Regions from separate parts of the Homo sapiens genome. Here regions 1, 2, 3, 4 and 5 are each linked to region 6. A link is a contact called in ENCODE Hi-C or POLR2A ChIA-PET data. All regions are on one chromosome and are shown on one strand. The core of a region is the stretch at or near the end of the contact, and the rest is flanking DNA. Distances in the headings are between cores, read along the strand shown. Region 1 has its middle 30 kb from the start of HSPA9. Region 2 holds the start of KDM3B (lysine demethylase 3B). Region 3 holds the start of CDC25C (cell division cycle 25C). Region 4 has its middle 67 kb from the start of HSPA9. Region 5 holds the start of EGR1 (early growth response 1). Region 6 holds the start of SIL1 (SIL1 nucleotide exchange factor).

The links. Hi-C counts contacts between places; a loop is a spot of excess contacts on that map. ChIA-PET counts read pairs that join two places held with the same protein, here RNA polymerase II (POLR2A). Pooled maps may share reads with other maps.
Region 1: a map with no recorded cell type shows a loop between it and region 6 (2.8-fold over the local background). The contact joins the enhancer-like site here to the promoter of SIL1 in region 6. A Hi-C loop is called at or near these places in 1 of 37 single-sample maps with no recorded cell type and 2 of 50 pooled maps. POLR2A ChIA-PET finds 5 or more read pairs at or near these places in 3 of 52 experiments (H1, WTC11 and endothelial cell of umbilical vein).
Region 2: a map of CD4-positive, alpha-beta T cell shows a loop between it and region 6 (4-fold over the local background). The contact joins the promoter of KDM3B here to the promoter of SIL1 in region 6. A Hi-C loop is called at or near these places in 1 of 168 maps with a recorded cell type or tissue (CD4-positive, alpha-beta T cell) and 7 of 50 pooled maps. POLR2A ChIA-PET finds 5 or more read pairs at or near these places in 1 of 52 experiments (activated B cell).
Region 3: a loop to region 6 is called in a map of naive thymus-derived CD4-positive, alpha-beta T cell, with 7 times the contacts of the local background. The contact joins the promoter of CDC25C here to the promoter of SIL1 in region 6. A Hi-C loop is called at or near these places in 1 of 168 maps with a recorded cell type or tissue (naive thymus-derived CD4-positive, alpha-beta T cell), 1 of 37 single-sample maps with no recorded cell type and 10 of 50 pooled maps. POLR2A ChIA-PET finds 5 or more read pairs at or near these places in 2 of 52 experiments (CD4-positive, alpha-beta T cell and activated CD4-positive, alpha-beta T cell).
Region 4: a map of naive thymus-derived CD4-positive, alpha-beta T cell shows a loop between it and region 6 (2.0-fold over the local background). The contact joins the enhancer-like site here to the promoter of SIL1 in region 6. A Hi-C loop is called at or near these places in 3 of 168 maps with a recorded cell type or tissue (CD4-positive, alpha-beta memory T cell and naive thymus-derived CD4-positive, alpha-beta T cell), 1 of 37 single-sample maps with no recorded cell type and 12 of 50 pooled maps. POLR2A ChIA-PET finds 5 or more read pairs at or near these places in 6 of 52 experiments (HEK293T, MCF 10A, PC-9 and 3 more).
Region 5: a pooled map shows a loop between it and region 6 (18-fold over the local background). The contact joins the promoter of EGR1 here to the promoter of SIL1 in region 6. A Hi-C loop is called at or near these places in 2 of 37 single-sample maps with no recorded cell type and 13 of 50 pooled maps. POLR2A ChIA-PET finds 5 or more read pairs at or near these places in 1 of 52 experiments (naive thymus-derived CD4-positive, alpha-beta T cell).

Annotation. Positions count from the first base shown.
Region 1 is chr5:138,604,419-138,607,118 of GRCh38, reverse strand. No RefSeq gene overlaps it. Among named protein-coding and RNA genes, the nearest start is that of HSPA9, 30 kb to the right of the region's middle. Within about 2 kb of position 1,363, at least 2 of the 41 ENCODE cell types and tissues checked have a DNase peak (open chromatin) inside an H3K27ac peak, as active enhancers do.
Region 2 is chr5:138,351,410-138,354,109 of GRCh38, reverse strand. It overlaps KDM3B (lysine demethylase 3B), which reads right to left and starts at 1,425. Exons shown (of 24, transcript NM_016604.4): 1 at 1,123-1,425. The coding sequence starts at 1,314. RefSeq lists an enhancer at 486-585 and silencers at 836-1,305, 1,386-1,625, 1,646-1,725.
Region 3 is chr5:138,330,429-138,333,128 of GRCh38, reverse strand. CDC25C (cell division cycle 25C) reads left to right here and starts at 1,325. Exons shown (of 14, transcript NM_001790.5): 1 at 1,325-1,534; 2 at 1,911-2,142. The coding sequence starts at 1,949. It overlaps LOC100128966 (a long non-coding RNA gene), which reads right to left and starts at 1,024. Exons shown (of 4, transcript NR_146628.1): 1 at 944-1,024. RefSeq lists a silencer at 1,003-1,262 and enhancers at 1,313-1,362, 1,373-1,502, 1,214-2,167.
Region 4 is chr5:138,640,624-138,643,323 of GRCh38, reverse strand. No RefSeq gene overlaps it. Among named protein-coding and RNA genes, the nearest start is that of HSPA9, 67 kb to the right of the region's middle. RefSeq lists enhancers at 1,230-1,309, 1,320-1,399, 969-1,522, 1,523-2,076. Within about 2 kb of position 1,328, at least 3 of the 41 ENCODE cell types and tissues checked have a DNase peak (open chromatin) inside an H3K27ac peak, as active enhancers do.
Region 5 is chr5:138,464,098-138,466,797 of GRCh38, reverse strand. It overlaps EGR1 (early growth response 1), which reads right to left and starts at 1,319. Exons shown (of 2, transcript NM_001964.3): 1 at 730-1,319; 2 at 1-41. The coding sequence starts at 1,036. RefSeq lists silencers at 1,066-1,275, 1,366-1,715, 1,726-2,125, 2,446-2,700 and enhancers at 581-1,420, 1,421-2,261, 1,334-2,533.
Region 6 is chr5:139,197,082-139,199,781 of GRCh38, reverse strand. It overlaps SIL1 (SIL1 nucleotide exchange factor), which reads left to right and starts at 1,414. Exons shown (of 10, transcript NM_022464.5): 1 at 1,414-1,513. RefSeq lists a silencer at 1,209-1,738.

The sequences.
Region 1 (2,700 bases), core at 114-2,613, 590 kb after region 6:
AAGCAGGGAGCGTTGGTAAACCCAACTGCCTGTCATTTGCACCAGGCATGCTCTCTCAAGAGGAGCCTGTACCCTCTGCCTTCTAGGTAGTCTTCATATTCCCAGATCACAAGTCCTAGCTCAGGAAAAGGAGCAACTTACTGGTGGACAGCCTCAACAGAGCAGGAAAATTGTGAACAAGAGAAATTCACCACCTCTACAGTCTCATTAACACTGCAGACCTACACACACATGCACCAGACCTGCAGGTTGTCAGCGGTTAGTTACTAAGCCTGAGGCCTGAAATAAATTAGGCTGCGTCTCAGAAAAAACAAGGTTATGTTACTCATATTAAGTATTCGTGTGGATTAAAATGCCATCTACTGTTTTGTGGGTCACCTTTCTTTTCTCAGGGCCCTGCTGAGTGGCTGGAAGGGTTATCTTCCACATGCGCTACTCAGACTCTGTCCTGTCACCTCCCAAAGGGGACTGGCCGAATTGAACCACCTACCCCTTGTCTATCAGAGCCAGGCTATGAGGCCCCCGGGTAGGGGCTTCAGTGCCTGCCTTTGGAATAAAGCTGCCTTCTAGGGTTGCCCCTGGCAACCAAACTGCTTGAATGTCTGTATCTCTTAGAGGAGACTTGGGAGTTGGGGAGGAGGAGGATTGGTCCCTGAACCACAGGATGCAGGGAGCATGTGAGGCATTGTCCCCCTTTCCACCTTTCAGCCCCTAGACCCCACCTCCTGATGACAACAAGTGTTGTCCCCTCACCTGGCTTCTGCAGGTCAGCAGAATTAGCCTGAGATTCTCCCTGAGGACAGAGAGGTTGGGGAGAACCTGCCTGCTTAGCCTATTGCAAAGATCCAGGTACCCAACACATCTTTGGACAGTTCCTGGCATACCATATGCCTTCAAATGCCTAACACCATTTCGTCCTTTAAGCTTCAACATCCCCTTCTCCAGGAAGCCTGCCCTGACTTGCCTTTTGTGACCTAGGCAGAGATAGTGTCCCTGCCTGCGAAACCCTGAGTATCACTCTATCATAATACACATCACTCCATTGTAGATGTATCTGTTTTTATTAGTTTCTTTAGGTTAAGGAGTGTGTATTATTCTAGCCCAGGACCTGGCACATAGGCACAAAATAAATGCTTATTGAATAGGTAAGTGACTGAGTGAGAACACAGGACTGTGACAGGAGAGCATTTCCCAAACCAGCAGTCCTGTAGTCCATTGTAGATTAGTGGGAATGTTGCAAAAAATAAAAAGGAGTTCTTTGCTTAGATAATGTTGGGAAAGAAACTCCCTCCCTTCCTGAGGCAGGAAGGAGCTCTTCAAGCACTGGCCAGAGGAAGCAGAATGTGCAGAGCACAGAGGGGCCTGAAATGATTCAGCTGCATCCACAGTATAGGGTGTGCAGGGGGAAAAAGGAACCAAGACAGTCCTGAAAGCTGAATTGATGCATTTGGGACAGGAGAGTGGCAAGCTCCAAGCCTCATGTTAGGAAGACAGATCTGGCCAGGTGTGTAGGGTGGACTGGAGGGAAGAACCAGCTGGCAGGGACACTTGTCAGGAAACTGTTGTGACAGTGCAGACTTGATCTGTAAAGGGTCTAGACAAGAGCAGTGACAGAGGGAAATGAAAGCAAGAAATAAACCACCCAACTCTATTGGATGGCTTCTTCATCAGCCCGGGGACGGCAGCTGCTGCCTGACCCTGGTTAATTACCAGCCTGTGGTTGCCATCTGAGCTGACTGGCCACCAAACACTTGGTGCTCTGCAGAAGTCCTAGCTGCCCTGGTGCTGAGTGGTGTGGGGTGGAGGGTAAGTCTAGGAGAGCATTTCCCAAACCAGCAGTCCTGTAGTCCATTGTAGATTAGTAGGCATGTTGCAAAAAATAAAAATGAGTTCTCTGCTTAGGTAATGTTGGGAAAGAAACTCCAGAGTCAACAAAGGGAGAAAGTTTCTCTACTGGAACATGTCAAGGAGCCATGTACCCCTTCCCTCAGTGTTTATCAACCTGAAATGGCAACAGAGCCCTTTTCATACCATACCCATTCACAGCTCCTAAGAGAGCACTCACTTGCTTAGAGGTACAGCTTCACTCACAGTCCTACCTCGGAAGCAGTAAGGAAGCTGCTTACAAGCTCTGGCTCTGAAGCCAGTGGGCCTGGATTCAAATCCTAGCTCTACCACTTGATGGTTATCTAGCCTCTCAGTTTGCTTATCTACACAATAGGGAAAATATTAGAAGCTACTGCAGTAGGGTTGTTTGGAGGGTTATATTAGTGAGATATGTACCTAGCACTGTACCTGGCGCATAGGAGTCCCTCAAAAATTTGAGCTACTGTTTATATCCTATGCAAACCATGTACCCTATAATGAGAGTTCAAGCTCTGAACCAGGGCAACCTGGTGAGGGGAGGGCGTCAAATTCTCTCTGGAGAATTAGGAGTAGAACGCAGGGCCAAATGGTTGGCAGTGGGAATGAAGGCGGACAAGATGCGTAAAAAGAGGAGCCAGAATCTGAGATCGAGGCCTGAAGAGTCACAGCCAGCACCTCATCACGAGTCTGCCCCTCACTCTCTCCCCATGCTCACAACCCCATTTTCTGGCTGCCCCTGCTTACCCTCCCTATATCGGAGTAGCATCAGGCCCGTGGATGTTTCGAGCCAGTGGCTTCCACCAGGTGCTTATTGACTCTTACTGTGTGAATGAG
Region 2 (2,700 bases), core at 176-2,675, 850 kb after region 6:
AAATGAACATCGGAAGCCTACAACATTACTTCCAAATCTCACAAACTGCGTTCCCGTTTATATCTGCAAAAGCAAGTTCATCAAGAAAATTTACTTTCTGCTTGCTGATCTATTACATTCCAAAAGACCACCCCCTGCCCCAACACGCACACACACCATTTTTCATAGCCTTATCTCACCAGAGAAGCTAGGGCCCCTATCAAAATGAGGAAATAAAGTGGCTTGCCAAAACTCAAACACTATATTTTACCGCCACATTAACGAGAATAACACATCATGATCCCGAATGCTAGTTAAGTTGTATGACTGAACAACTTTAATCACAAAACACACCAAGGCATTCAAAAAGGGCCAAGCCCAAACACAAAGTTTCAAAACAAAACCTCTCCCAAGGTTGGGGGAGTAGCTGAGCTGGGAGCAAAAAGCACTACCCAGCAGCCCCGTTCGGCCACTAAGAAAGATCTCAAACTTAACAAAAACAGCCACAACTGCAGCTCCTGTCACCCAGAAGCGTTAAGGAAAGGAGAGGAGAGCTCGAGACAGTGCCGAGAGCTGGCCTTTCTGGAGACCGCCAGGCCGAGCCCAGCTCAGATGAGGAAGTAACTGCCAGATAAAAAAGCCCCGACCAGCTCCAACTGCAGCCTCCGTGCCTCCCATAACTGCCCACATTCCCGCCCCACTTGGGGCTCTGGGAGAAAAGGAACAGGGCGCAGGTCTCCTGGGAGAGGCTGGGGACCACAGGTCCGCGTCTTCGAGAGGGCAGCGGCAACACTGGCCGAACTCTGAGGCTCCCGGGAGCTCAAGATTCGAGAGCCTGCTCCGAAGGCGTGTTGGGGGGAACGCCGAGAAAAGGGTCGCCCAGGAGGCGGGGCCTGCTGGCTGCAAGCAGCAGCTCCGGACGCCCTGGCCGCCCCCCGGGGGAAACCGGGGCGCACACCCCGACGCGGAAGCCATGCCGGCAAGCGCTCGGGGTGCGGAGGTGCCGGCGGGGGGCGCTAAGGAGACCCGGGGGCACGGAAATGGGTCACCCCCATCCCACCGCCCCCTCACAAAGGCCCCCGGGGAGGCCGCCCGCAGGCCCCGCAGCCCCGGCCTCGAGTGCCCGACTCGGCCGCCACTCACCGCTAGGTCCTGGGGCACCGCCCCGCTCATGGCCCGCACCGTGCCGGCCCGCCAGGCTCGAGTGCGCAGCGCAGGCCCCGGATCTCCGCTCGCCGCTGCCGCCGCGGGAGCCGAGGCCGAGGCTGAGGCCGCAGTGTCCGCGAACAGCAGCAGCAGCCGCTTGCCCACCGGGGAGGCCGCCGCGTCCGCCATCGCCGGGGCCGGCCTGACCCGCGCTCCCGCCCGCCGCCTCCCACCACCTCCGCCGCCAAGCGCCCGATCCGCCCGCAAGGCCTCCCTCCGCACCACCCGCGGCCGCCGTTCCCCCCCACCCCCCCCAACAGCCACCACCAACCACCGGCGCAGCGCAGCGCCCCCCGTGGCCGGGAGCGGAGCCGCAGCCTGGGCCCCGCACAGCGCCCCCCGCGCTCTGGAGCGGGGCGACAGCTCCTGGCCCCTCGCAGCGCTCCGCCCCAATCTCCCCGGGGCCTGCAGTGCCCCCTGCGGTCTGGAGGGGAATTGCAGGTCCGGCCGGGGTAGGGAAGTGGGCGGGTCCTTCAGCTTCCCCATGGCATCATCCCTGGTCTCAATCTTCCTTCAGGGAGTCGTATATATGAGAGGGCTTTAGCTTGCTCTCCTCGGATACCAAAGACATTTACGGGGTAAGGGGGTGAGGGGCAAGGTACCTAGAGAGTGGATGTTTTGAGCTATTTAGTGTCTCCAATACCCCCATTGATTTCCTATCCTGAAAATATGAGCTCCTACCTGCTGTCTTGTAGGAAATGTTCTCCCCATTGGTCCATGAGACACAATGTCTTCCTTCTCAATGGCCCATAACAGCACCATCCCATTCTATACTGCCAGCACTTCTTAGGTTCCTTTCCAATTGGCCAATGTATTACTTCCATTGGATGTATAATGCCACTCTTTCCACTGACTGAAGGCCAACGTGCCCCCCAACATCTTGGTGTTTTTCCTAAAACCGACCTAACTTCTTCCCCTTCCTAGTCTGCCAATGTTATTAAGTCTACGTGTTTCTCCATTCAACTCTTAGGGGAACTGGAAATAGACCAACAGTAAAGGGGTTCTCTTAGTAGCACTCCATCTTACCATGGAATTAGTGGGGCTGGGGGCAAAGAAAATTCTGTAACTCTTATCTGAATGCATTTAATACAGGTGTGGGAGACTGATAGCTCCTGATTAGAAAAGGAGCCTGCAGAGAAAGTGAGATGCTGAGATTTTTGGCTAGATTGTTACCCACAATAAGCAACAGGAAATTGCCTCAATCATTTAAAGCTGGCAATATCAGGGACTAGCACATTCCATGGTCTCATGGATGCAGAGACTGAGTATACACAAAATGGATACAAAAGATAAAGGGTATAGTAATAACCCATGACTGTTGTTCTAAAAGTGACTTTTTGATTTTCCCTACAGACAGGAAATAGTGGTAGCTGGTTCTTTCTCCAAGGCTTCTGTGCCTACCCCAGCTATCTCCTGTCCATAACCTTGTCTACACCCTTGACCTACTTTTCTTGTAACAAAGGCTTGGGGAGAGGGGTAACCAACTATTGACTTTATACTTTTACTAAAGTATAA
Region 3 (2,700 bases), core at 76-2,575, 870 kb after region 6:
CACGCAAAGTATGGTCGTAGGACCAGCTACCTCACCATCAGCTGGGGGCTTGTTAGAAGGGCAGAATCTTGGGCCGCAACCGCAACCCAGACATCCCGAATCAGAATCTGCATTTAGCAGGTCCTCAGGTGGTTAGTGTGCAAATTAAACCTTGAGAAGCACAGATATGATGGACCCTCCTGCCCCCATCACTCAACAGTCAGGGTCAATCTTGTATCATCAATACCTTCCCCCAGCACAGGATTATTTAAAAGCAAATCCCTAACATTAGGAATGTCTTTTTGTTTGTTTCACTCTAATGCCCAGGCTGGAGTGCAGTGGCGCAACCTCTGTCTCCCGAGTTCAAGCAGTTCTCATGCCTCAGCCTCCCAAGTAGCTGGGATTACAGGTGTGTGCCACCACAACCGGCTAAATTTTGTATTTTTAGTAGAGACGGGGTTTCATCATGTTGGCCAGGCTGGTTTTGAACCCCTGACCTCATGTAATCTGCCCGCCTCGGCCTCCCAAAGTGCTGGGATTACAGGTGTGGGCCAACGCGTCCGGCCAATAATTTATAAATATCACCTCGTCAATGTTCAAATTTTCATTAATAACCAATCTTTGAGGTCCTCTGGATTGCGATAAGGATTATACCAAGATGATTTAATTCCTCCACTTTCCCTGCAACGGAATTTCTTTTTACCCACGTGAGCTAGAGTCTCTGAGATGCTGCACACTAAAAGAAACACCAAACAAAGCTCTTGGAAGGGGCTAATGCCTCTCAGCATAAACACACACACCCGTCTCGCCCCAACACTTGCCACGCCGGCAGCAAACGCTCCATCTCCCGTGGAAGGCCAGCAAAACTTAGAAGAAAACGTCCGCGAAAACGGCACGAGAAAGAAGCGAAGAAAATGAAACGCTTACAACACCCTCCACCCAAAATAATCTCTCCTAGTATTACCCTAGTGAATGGACATCACTAGTAAGGCGCGGTTTAAATCTCCCGGGGTTCGTGGGGCTGAGGGAACGAGGAAAACAGAAAGGGTGTGGAGATTGGTGAGAGGGAGAGCCAATGATGCGCCAGGCTCCCCGTGAGGCGGAGCTTACCCCGCAGCCTGCCTAACGCTGGTGGGCCAAACACTATCCTGCTCTGGCTATGGGGCGGGGCAAGTCTTACCATTTCCAGAGCAAGCACACGCCCCCAGGTGATCTGCGAGCCCAACGATAGGCCATGAGGCCCTGGGCGCGCGCGCGGAGATTGGCTGACGCAGCTTAGAGGCGAGCGGGGATAGGTTACTGGGCTGGCGGAAGGTTTGAATGGTCAACGCCTGCGGCTGTTGATATTCTTGCTCAGAGGCCGTAACTTTGGCCTTCTGCTCAGGGAAGACTCTGAGTCCGACGTTGGCCTACCCAGTCGGAAGGCAGAGCTGCAATCTAGTTAACTACCTCCTTTCCCCTAGATTTCCTTTCATTCTGCTCAAGTCTTCGCCTGTGTCCGATCCCTATCTACTTTCTCTCCTCTTGTAGGCAAGCCTCAGACTCCAGGCTTGAGGTAAGTCCGCAGCCGTCTCCGCCACGGAATCACGGAGACCCCATTGTCCCCCTTAGGGTCCAGTCGGGCCCCCACAGACAGAGGTTGGGAGGGCCGAATGGGGACTATCGCGAGTTACGAGACCCGGGTTCTTTCTAGTCAGGAGTCTCGAGCTGTGTGGCGTGGAACAAGTCAAAATCCTCTCTTCATTCCATCTTTAAGGTCCTAAGGTTGCCTCTCGTCGGTGAATTCAGGTTCTAACCTTAAGCCAGGCTGTGAATCACCCTTCGGGGTTGCCCCTCTTCCAGTGTTGATTCGCCTGGCTGGAAAGGGTGGAGGAGTTTAGGAAAGCTGAGGGAACTGTGATGTACCGATTTAGATGACGTTTTCCTCCTAGCTAGGTTTTGTTTTTCTCCTGGTGAGAATTCGAAGACCATGTCTACGGAACTCTTCTCATCCACAAGAGAGGAAGGAAGCTCTGGCTCAGGACCCAGTTTTAGGTCTAATCAAAGGAAAATGTTAAACCTGCTCCTGGAGAGAGACACTTCCTTTACCGTCTGTCCAGATGTCCCTAGAACTCCAGTGGGCAAATTTCTTGGTGATTCTGCAAACCTAAGCATTTTGTCTGGGTAAATATACTTTTATTTTTACACTGTATTGCCTTTGCTATTTCCAAACAGTTGGGTTTGTTTGTTGGTTTGTTTTCAATTATCCCGGCTCAAAGGTCAGGCTTTAAGTCTCAACTCTGCCCTTGACTGTGTAACCCTTTTGAGTCTCACCTTCTTTTCTGTGACAAGAAATAATCTCAGCCAGGCGAGGTGGCTCATGCCTGTAATCTCCGCACTTTGGGAGGCCAAGGAGGGCGGATCGCCTGAGTCTAGGAGTTCAAGACCAGCCTGGGCAACATGGCAAGACGCCGTCTCTACAAAAAATATTAAAAGTTAGCTGAGTGTGGTGGTGTGCACCTATAGTCCCAGCAACTCGGGAGGCTGAGGTGGGAGGATTGCTTGAGCCCGGGAGGTGGAGGCTGCAGTTAGCCAAGATCGCCTCACTGCACTTCAGCCTGGGAAACAGAGTGAGACTCTATCTCAAAAAGAAAAGAAAAGACAAAGAAATAATAATCGCTTCCTATCTTACTAGGATCTTGTGAGAATCAAATGATGTGATAACTGGGAAAAGTCTTTGAA
Region 4 (2,700 bases), core at 79-2,578, 560 kb after region 6:
CTTTGGGGTGACAGGGTGGGGAGGAGGAAGCCCGAAGAAGACAACTGGGAAGAAAGTCCTAACAGTGTCAGCTCCAGGTAAGGAATGTGCTGCACCCTGCCGACCAGCTCAGTACTCTAGGCTCAGCCCATCCCCATCTGATGGGGCCAGGAAGAGTCACAGAGGACTGTGAGATCTGGGAGAAAGAGAGAAAGCCATTTTTTTTTTCATGATGAAGAAGGTGGTGAGCAGGTCATGGGCAATAGCAACACAGATTAACCTGGGAAAAAGTTCTGAAGAAAATTGGGACATTCAGCTCTGCCAAGACAGTCAGACCAGGGTGAGCTACTGGGGGCTGGCAAATGGTCAGGGGTTACACTGTCCCCAGCCTAGGACCCAGCCAGCCTTGGCCGTGGCCCCAGACAAAGACTTGCCCCACTTGCTGATCTCCCAGAGGCAGAGGCCAGATTCCTTCCAGCCCAGGGAGTCTCTGGACAAGTCATAAAAGTGTTTCCTCCAAGTCTCTGTCTGGTCCTGCTAGAAAAAAATTGTCCATCTGTCAGTCTGCAGGTGAGTGGGGCTGGGTGCCGTGACTTACGCCTGTAATCCCAGCACTTTGGGAGGCTGAGGCAGGAGGATTGCTCAAGACCAGGAGCTCGAGACCACTTAAGCAACATAGACCCCACCTCTACAAATAAAAATGTAAAAATTAACCAGGTGTAATGGTGCGTATTTGTAATCCTAGTTATTAGGGAGGCTAAGGTGAGAGGATGGCTTGAGCCCAGGAGTTTGAGGCTGCAGTGAGCCATAATCGTGCCACTGCAAGCTTGGATGACATAGTGAGACACTATCCCTTTTTTTTTTATGGTGTGGGGGGATGGAGTTTCACTCTTTCGCCCAGGCTGGAGTGAAGTGGCGTGATCTCAGCTCACTGCACCCTCCGCCCGCCAGGTTCAAGCGATTATCCAGCCTCAGCATCCCAAGTAGCTGGGATTATAGGTGCCTGCCATCATGCCTGGCTAATTTTGTACTTTTAGTAGAGACGGGGTTTCGCCACGTTGGCCAGGCTGGTCTGGAAATCCTGACCTCCAGTGATCCACCCGCCTTGGCCTCCCAAAGTGCTGAGATTACAGGCGTGAGCCACCACCCCCTATCTCTTAAGAAAGGCCGACGCTATCTCTTAAGAAAGAAAGCAAAGGAAGAAAGAGAACGAGGTGACCGCACCAGTCACCTTCAGATTGATGGATGAACAGACAAAATTTCCGATGTTCCCTGAGCCAGGGCTAAGGCATCAGCCCAGAATCCTCTTCTCGGATGACTCAGGAGCGCCCCCTTCTGTCTGGTTTGGCTGAAACCAGTGTGGGGGGCGGGGAGAAAGAATGATTAAAGTAGATTCTAATCACAATGCCCAAAGACAGCCGCTGCAGGAGCAGGCCCTACCAGAAGGGTCCTCACTTTAGGCTGCCCCCCGATACTGCCACAGCCTGAATCAGAGCTGGACTTCCTCAAGGGGGATCAGGGACCAAGGAGGAGAATGTCTAAAGCGCAGTCGACCTGAGAGGACGCCTAGGCTGTCATACCTGGGCCTGGCAGCCTGGCCTCTGGGCACATGCCTAGAGCTCTGGAGGCCATCCAGCCTGCAGATGTCCCCAGCTTCATGAGAAAAGTCATGGTCTGTGTAGAAAGACCAGGCTCTTCCTCTGAGCCTAAGAAAGAAAGGGCTGAGACAGTCAATTATCTCAGGGCTATGAGTGTGTTGTCGGGGGATCAGCCAGCCATGGGAAGCACAAGAGGGGAGATGCTGCTTCTCCCCAGCAACTGCCCCCAGAGCCAATGAGACATGTTTCCCAAAGGACCTCCAGCTTCCTGTGTACAGGTGCAGAAGAGACCCGCAGACTCCTCTGGTGTTTAGTTCTAACATTCCATAACCTACAGGATTCTCTCTCCTGGACCATCTGCAGCTGCCCTTTCCCAGTTTATTCGTTAGTCTGATTTTTTTAAATTAATTAATTTATTTATTTGCCATATAGAGTCCACATTGGATCTTCAGTCTGATTTAAATCCATCTTGCTGCATCTGAATGACAGCTAGAAGAGAGGGAGGGGGAAAGCAAAGGGGATGCTGAGAAACTGAGGAGGAGAAAGACAAAACAAGGAGAAGGAGTGGAGAGAGAACTGAAGGAGTGGAGAGAGGAAGACCCGAGCAAGTACCTGAGAGGAGCCATCTGCCCGGTGGAGAACAGCTTCTGCATTGTCCCTAGTCACTCTCCCTGTCAACACTTCATAGCTGCAAGTCCATGCTCGCACTACATGTAGGCGTGGACACACACACATACACACACACATCACATACTTAGGCTGTGGAGAAGGCCTGGCTGTGTGTGGGGCTTGAGGGGCAGTCTGCCCCCTCCTGAATACTTATCTTCTCCTCCTCACACCTCCCCACCCCTCAGCCTTCCAGCACTAGTTCTTTGTGCTTTCAAAGCAGCTCCCTCCCAGAATGCTACCTCCAGGAAGTGCTGAGCTGAGAGAATGGGGGAATGGAAGGAAGGGGAGCTAGTCCTCTTCCCCCGACAGCACTGCTCCATCAAACAGCACCCCCTCCTCCCCTCACCTCCACCTCTTTCATCACTGCCACTGACAGCTGCAAAATCAGCCCTCCTCATCCTGAGCAGTGGACTGCGGGGATGTGTCCGTCTATTTCCTATCCACTTCCTGGGGC
Region 5 (2,700 bases), core at 70-2,569, 730 kb after region 6:
CAGCACCTTCTCGTTGTTCAGAGAGATGTCAGGAAAAGACTCTGGCAGGAGAGAGAGAAGCGGGAGGCCTGGTTACTGGAAAGCAATCACTGGAGGACGAGGACGACCCGAGCTGCCAGGCAAGAGACCGGGCCGGCTACCATTGACTCCCGAGGTAGTTAATAATTGATAGCAGCACATTGCAATGTTCCTGGACCCGCACCAGTGGCAGAGCCCATTTCAACAACAGCTGACGCAAATACGGAGAATCCCCCTCCACTGCAGCTCGCAGCGCTCCGCAGCGGCGGCTGTGCGGGCGAGGGATTCCCGCCAGCACCCCCATGGCCGCGGCTAGTGCGCGCCCCCAAACCCGGGCTGCCGGGACATCCACGGCCAAGGATCACGGTCCTTCCTTGGGGACAGGCGGCAAGCAAGGCAAGGCAAGTCTTACTGGAGGTGGGGGGCGCAGCCCCGCTCATCAAAACAAGCCCTCCCCCTCCACCCACCCACGCAGCTCCAGAGCTCTCCATCCAAAACAAAAGCTCGGTCCTCTGCGCTCCGCTAGGGATGAGGGCAGGGGGTGGGCTGTGTGGGGTTCCTTGGCATCCCTCTAACACATGACTCTGGGGATGCGAGGAATGAAAGGGAAACCCGGCTCTCATTCTAAGATCCAGGAGCACTCCTGCGGTGAAGGACAGGACGCCAGGATGGTGGCGAAAGGGTTCCCCCTCGGCGTAGGCCACTGCTTACCTGCGGTCAGGTGCTCGTAGGGCTGCTCGCCCGTGTCCGCCTGAGGGTTGAAGGTGCTGCTGCTGCTGCTGCTGTTGCTGCCGCCCCCGCCGCCTCCACCGCCCCCGCTGCTGCTGCTGCTGCTGTTGCTGCCGCTGCCCTCTGGGGCCCCGGCGGCGCCGAGGAACTGGGGAGCCCCGTTGCTCAGCAGCATCATCTCCTCCAGCTTAGGGTAGTTGTCCATGGTGGGCGAGTGAGGAAAGGATCCGAACGGGTCAGAGATCTGCAGCGGGGACATCAGCTGCATCTCGGCCTTGGCCGCGGCCATCCTGGACGAGCAGGCTGGAGAGCTGGTGTCGGGGCGGGGGGGTGCAGCCCGGGGCTGGAGCTGCAGGGGACACAGTTGCGGGGGCCTGGCCGGGTTACATGCGGGGCGCGGGGAACACTGAGAAGCGTGCAGGCGGCGACCCCGACTCGCCCTGGGCGCGGGCGGGCGTGGACGCGCCGCGGCTGCGGAGGCTGGGGCAGGGGCCGGTCCTGCGGCGGCGGAAGCTGGCTGCGGCGGCGGATGGCGGCGGCGGCTCCCCAAGTTCTGCGCGCTGGGATCTCTCGCGACTCCCCGGATCCGCCTCTATTTGAAGGGTCTGGAACGGCACGGGTCCGCCTCCGTCGTGACGTACATGGCCATATATGGGAAGCAGGAAGCCCTAATATGGCAGGACCGGCCGGGAGGACCCGGAGTGACGTGAAGCCCCCCATCCGACAGCGCCCGGCACCTCCATCCTGCACCCTAGGGCCCGCGCCCGCGCCCGCATCCCAGGCGCCCAGGCTTCGGGGAAGCCTAGAGCTCTAGCCGCCGCCGGGGCCTCCGGGACCCGCGCAGCTCCGGAGTTCCCGCGTTGCCCCTCCCTCCGCCTTCTTCCCTCCTCCCAGAGCCGGAAGCGGCCGGGCCATATCGGGCCACTCCAAATAAGGTGCTGCCCAAATAAGGGTTGTTCCGGCGGGGGATCCTTCCTGCTCCTTATATGGCATTTCCGGGTCGCAGCTGGTTGCTCCCTCGCTCCCTCCCTCCTCCCTGGTTCCAAGCCGGGAGCCCGAGCGCTCGCGGGATCCGGGGACGCCCAGGCGGGGAGGGCTCGTGGCGTGTGGCGCTGGGCGCGCGGCTGCTCAGGCGGCTCCTAGGCGTGAACTAGGCTGGGGAAGCCCAGACCCAGAGCGGGGGCGAGGGCGAGTCGGGCCGGGGTTCTATCGCTGTCATCCAGGGCCCGCCCGCCCACCTCAGGGACCGTGAGAGCGAACCGGGAGTGCGGGGGAGGAGCGGCTGGGCCCGCCTGGGCAGGGGCCGCCCAGGAGAGGCGGGGCCTTGACCCCGGGCCTCGATCTATGGCACGGTGTCTTTCCGGGTGTCGCTGGGAAATTGAGGATAGGAAGTCACGGCCACTTGGTTCTTGGGACACTGTATAGCAGTGAGCTGCCTTGCCTCTGCCACCTGTCGGTGGGATGGGGCTGCTGGTGCCTGGGGTCCCCTGTGCTCCCCCGGAACCGAAAGGCTGTTCCCTAGTCCCCGCCGGCAAAGAGCCCACCTTTGGGGGACCGAAGTGGGGAAGCTGATTGCCCCAAGAGAGGCCTGATTCTTGTTCTCACCAGGAGATAATGGTCCTTGTGGTGAGGGGTCACTTTCCCCCCTTTATCCAGTCCAGGTGGAGGGCCGGCCCACACTGCGGGAATCCGAAAGAGGGGCTTCCCTATGGGCTGTCTGGGGACCCCGGGCTGGGCGCGAAGAGAGGACCGGCTTGGCGGCTCGGTGCTGCCCCCTGGAGGTTCCCTCTCCACTCCCAGCCCCGGACTCCGGCCGCGCGGGCTCTTCCGCCGCCTCCTCGCTCCTCCTCCCGGATGCGGCGCTGGGCGCGGAGCCAGGCCGGGGGAGCCTTCGACGCAGTGAGCACGAACTGAGCAGGCGCTGCAGCCCGGGCTCCCCCTGCAGTCCCTGGG
Region 6 (2,700 bases), core at 165-2,664:
TGGGAAATACTTGCCATTTGGGGAGGTAACTGTCTGGATTACTGTTTTCTCCACTCATGAATGACCAGGAATCACTATGTGGGGGATCTGAGGGCAGGAGGGGGCAGTCATTTTTATTCATCAGGTTAAGCATGTCTAGGCAAGGGGAAGGTCTAAAAGTGGAATAGTGGAAAGAGAACAGGACATTGGAGACACTTAAATCTAGCTTTAACTCCCAGTTCTACCACTTCCTGACTGTATGACTTTGTATAACTCCTTTAGCCTCTTTGAGCGTCAGCTTCTCCATTTATAAAAAGGGGATGACCATTCTGCTCAGAGGACGTTATAAGTAAATAAAATATATATGCAGCACCTGGTACAGAAAGCATGATATTCACTGGTACAGCAGAATTACAACTGCGTTGACACCAGCCTGGGCAACATAGCGAGACCCTGTCTGTAAAAAAAAAAAAAAAAAAAAAATTAGCCTGGCAACGGTGGCACGCGCCTGTGGTCCCAGCTACTGGATGGAGGCTGAGGGGGAGGATCCCTTGAGCCTGGGAGGTCAAGGCTGTGATAAGCCAAGATCCTGCCACTGCACTCCAGCCTGGGGGACACAGATTCTGTCTTAAAAAAAAATCAGAATCGCAAGTGACCTTTATTTTATTTTATTAGATTTTGAGACAGAGTTTCACTCTGTCACCCAGGCTGGAGTGTAGTGGCACGATTTTAGCTCACTGCAACCTCTGCCTGGTGGGTTCAAGCGATTCTCCTGCCTCAGCCTCCCAAGTAGCTGGGATTACAGGCGCTCGCCACCACGCCTGGCTAATTTTTGTATATTTAGTAGAGACGGGGGTTTCACCATGTTGGTCAGGCTGGTCTTGAACTCCTGGCCTCAAGTGATCTGCCTGCCTGGGCCTCCCAAAGTGCTGGGATTACAGGTGTGAGCCACCGCGCCCGGCCACCTGATGCTATTTTTAAAATAACTGGTCCTTGTAAAAAATCTACACAAGTATATAAAGTGAGTGGCTTAAAGGTGTCCTATTTTGCATGAATTTGCGAGAAATTTTATTGCTGGAGACTCTCGGCTTCTGTCCCAAACTGAGTCACAAGAACTTGATTTATTTTTACTCCGCACCCCTCTGATTGCTTTCTGAGGGTCCTTCCGCTAGAAAGAAATTACATTGTTGGAAAATCAGACAGGAAACTTCGCAGTTCCAGCCTGGAAGCAAAAGCAGGCGTGAAGCTATCTCTTCAGCCCTCCCTCCCCCCAAGGGGAGGGGCACGGGGGCAGCTCGTGCAAGAGTCTGCAGAGGGCGGGGCTAGGGGCGGGGCTCCCACCTCGGTGCGGGGCGGGGGGCGCCGCGCGCTGGTCTGGCGGCCCGCGATTGGGCGAGGCCGCGAGCGGCGTGACAGCTGCCAGCTCACCGGCTCAGACGGTCGCCGCCGCGTTTGCGCAGGGGGAGCTGGTCGCCGCCGCGGCCGCCTGGAATTGTGGGAGTTGTGTCTGCCACTCGGCTGCCGGAGGCCGAAGGTAGGGGCGGTGAGGGCCGCCCGGCCCTGGAGCTGGGCGGGGGGCTCAGGGCGCTTCCTGGGCCTCCTCCTGCCGGCGGCCTCGGCGCCTTCCCAGCAGTGTTCTGGGGACCCACACATCCTCACTAGTGTCTCCAAAGCGGGACGTCCAAGTGGGCCCGGGGCTCCCTGCCGAAGGCCTACCTTTCTTATCTTTCCCACTCAGAATGTCTCCATTCACCTCTTTATTGGCAGGAGATGGGGCCGTGGAAATTTGAGATTGGCTTTGGCTCCGCACCTGTTTTTAGTGCCCTTGCCTGTTTCATTCTCCCAGCCTAAGTTTCCGTATCTGTCCGAAGAAGGGGTGGTTTGGTGTTGATCTCCGAGACCCGTGTGTCTCTTCCCATGTGGAATTATTGTCACTCTCTTATTGCTTGTTTTTCTTTGTCCTGGAAAATTTGCCTTTAGAGGTTACAGACTGGTTAGTGTTATCTCTCGGATCGTCTAGGGGCTTTGTGCATAAGCCTTGGGCTCCATTCCCTGGGATTTCCGATAAGATGGTGCGTGGGCAGCTGTACCCCAGGGGGTTCTCATTCAGGTGGTCCCGGAATCCTGGCTTTGAAAATCCCTGCTTCAGAAGTCAGGAGAGAATGACTTGACATATGAGCCCCTGGAATGGGGCTCTGAGTGGGAAAAGCCAGGAATCAGGAAATGCTAACACGTGTGAGGCTGGGGCTTTCTTTGCACCGGAGGAATTAGAATGCCATTTGATGTCTTTTAAAAATATTTGACTACCTATATATGTAAGATCAGTTTTCTAATATTCTTAAATGCCTGGCTTCGTTTAAAGTTCAGTTGGCTTTCCCACCTCAATAAACCTAAATAAAAACATGATCTGAGAGATGGGGCGGGGGTTAAGTTAACCCAAACTAAGTAGACAGGAGGAGAATGAAACTTACATATTTGCTAAGAGAAGAAAGTGATGTGTTTATAAACAGTTTTTTTTTTTTTTTTTTTTTTTTGAGGCGGAGTTTCGCTCTTGTTTCTCAGGCTGGAGTGCAATGGTGCCATCTCGACTCACAGCAACCTCCGCCTCCCAGGTTCAAGCGATTCTCCTGCCTCACCTTCCCGATTAGCAGGGATTACAGGCATGCGCCATCGTGCCCGGCTAATTTTCTATTTTTAATAGAGACAGGGTTTCTCCATGTT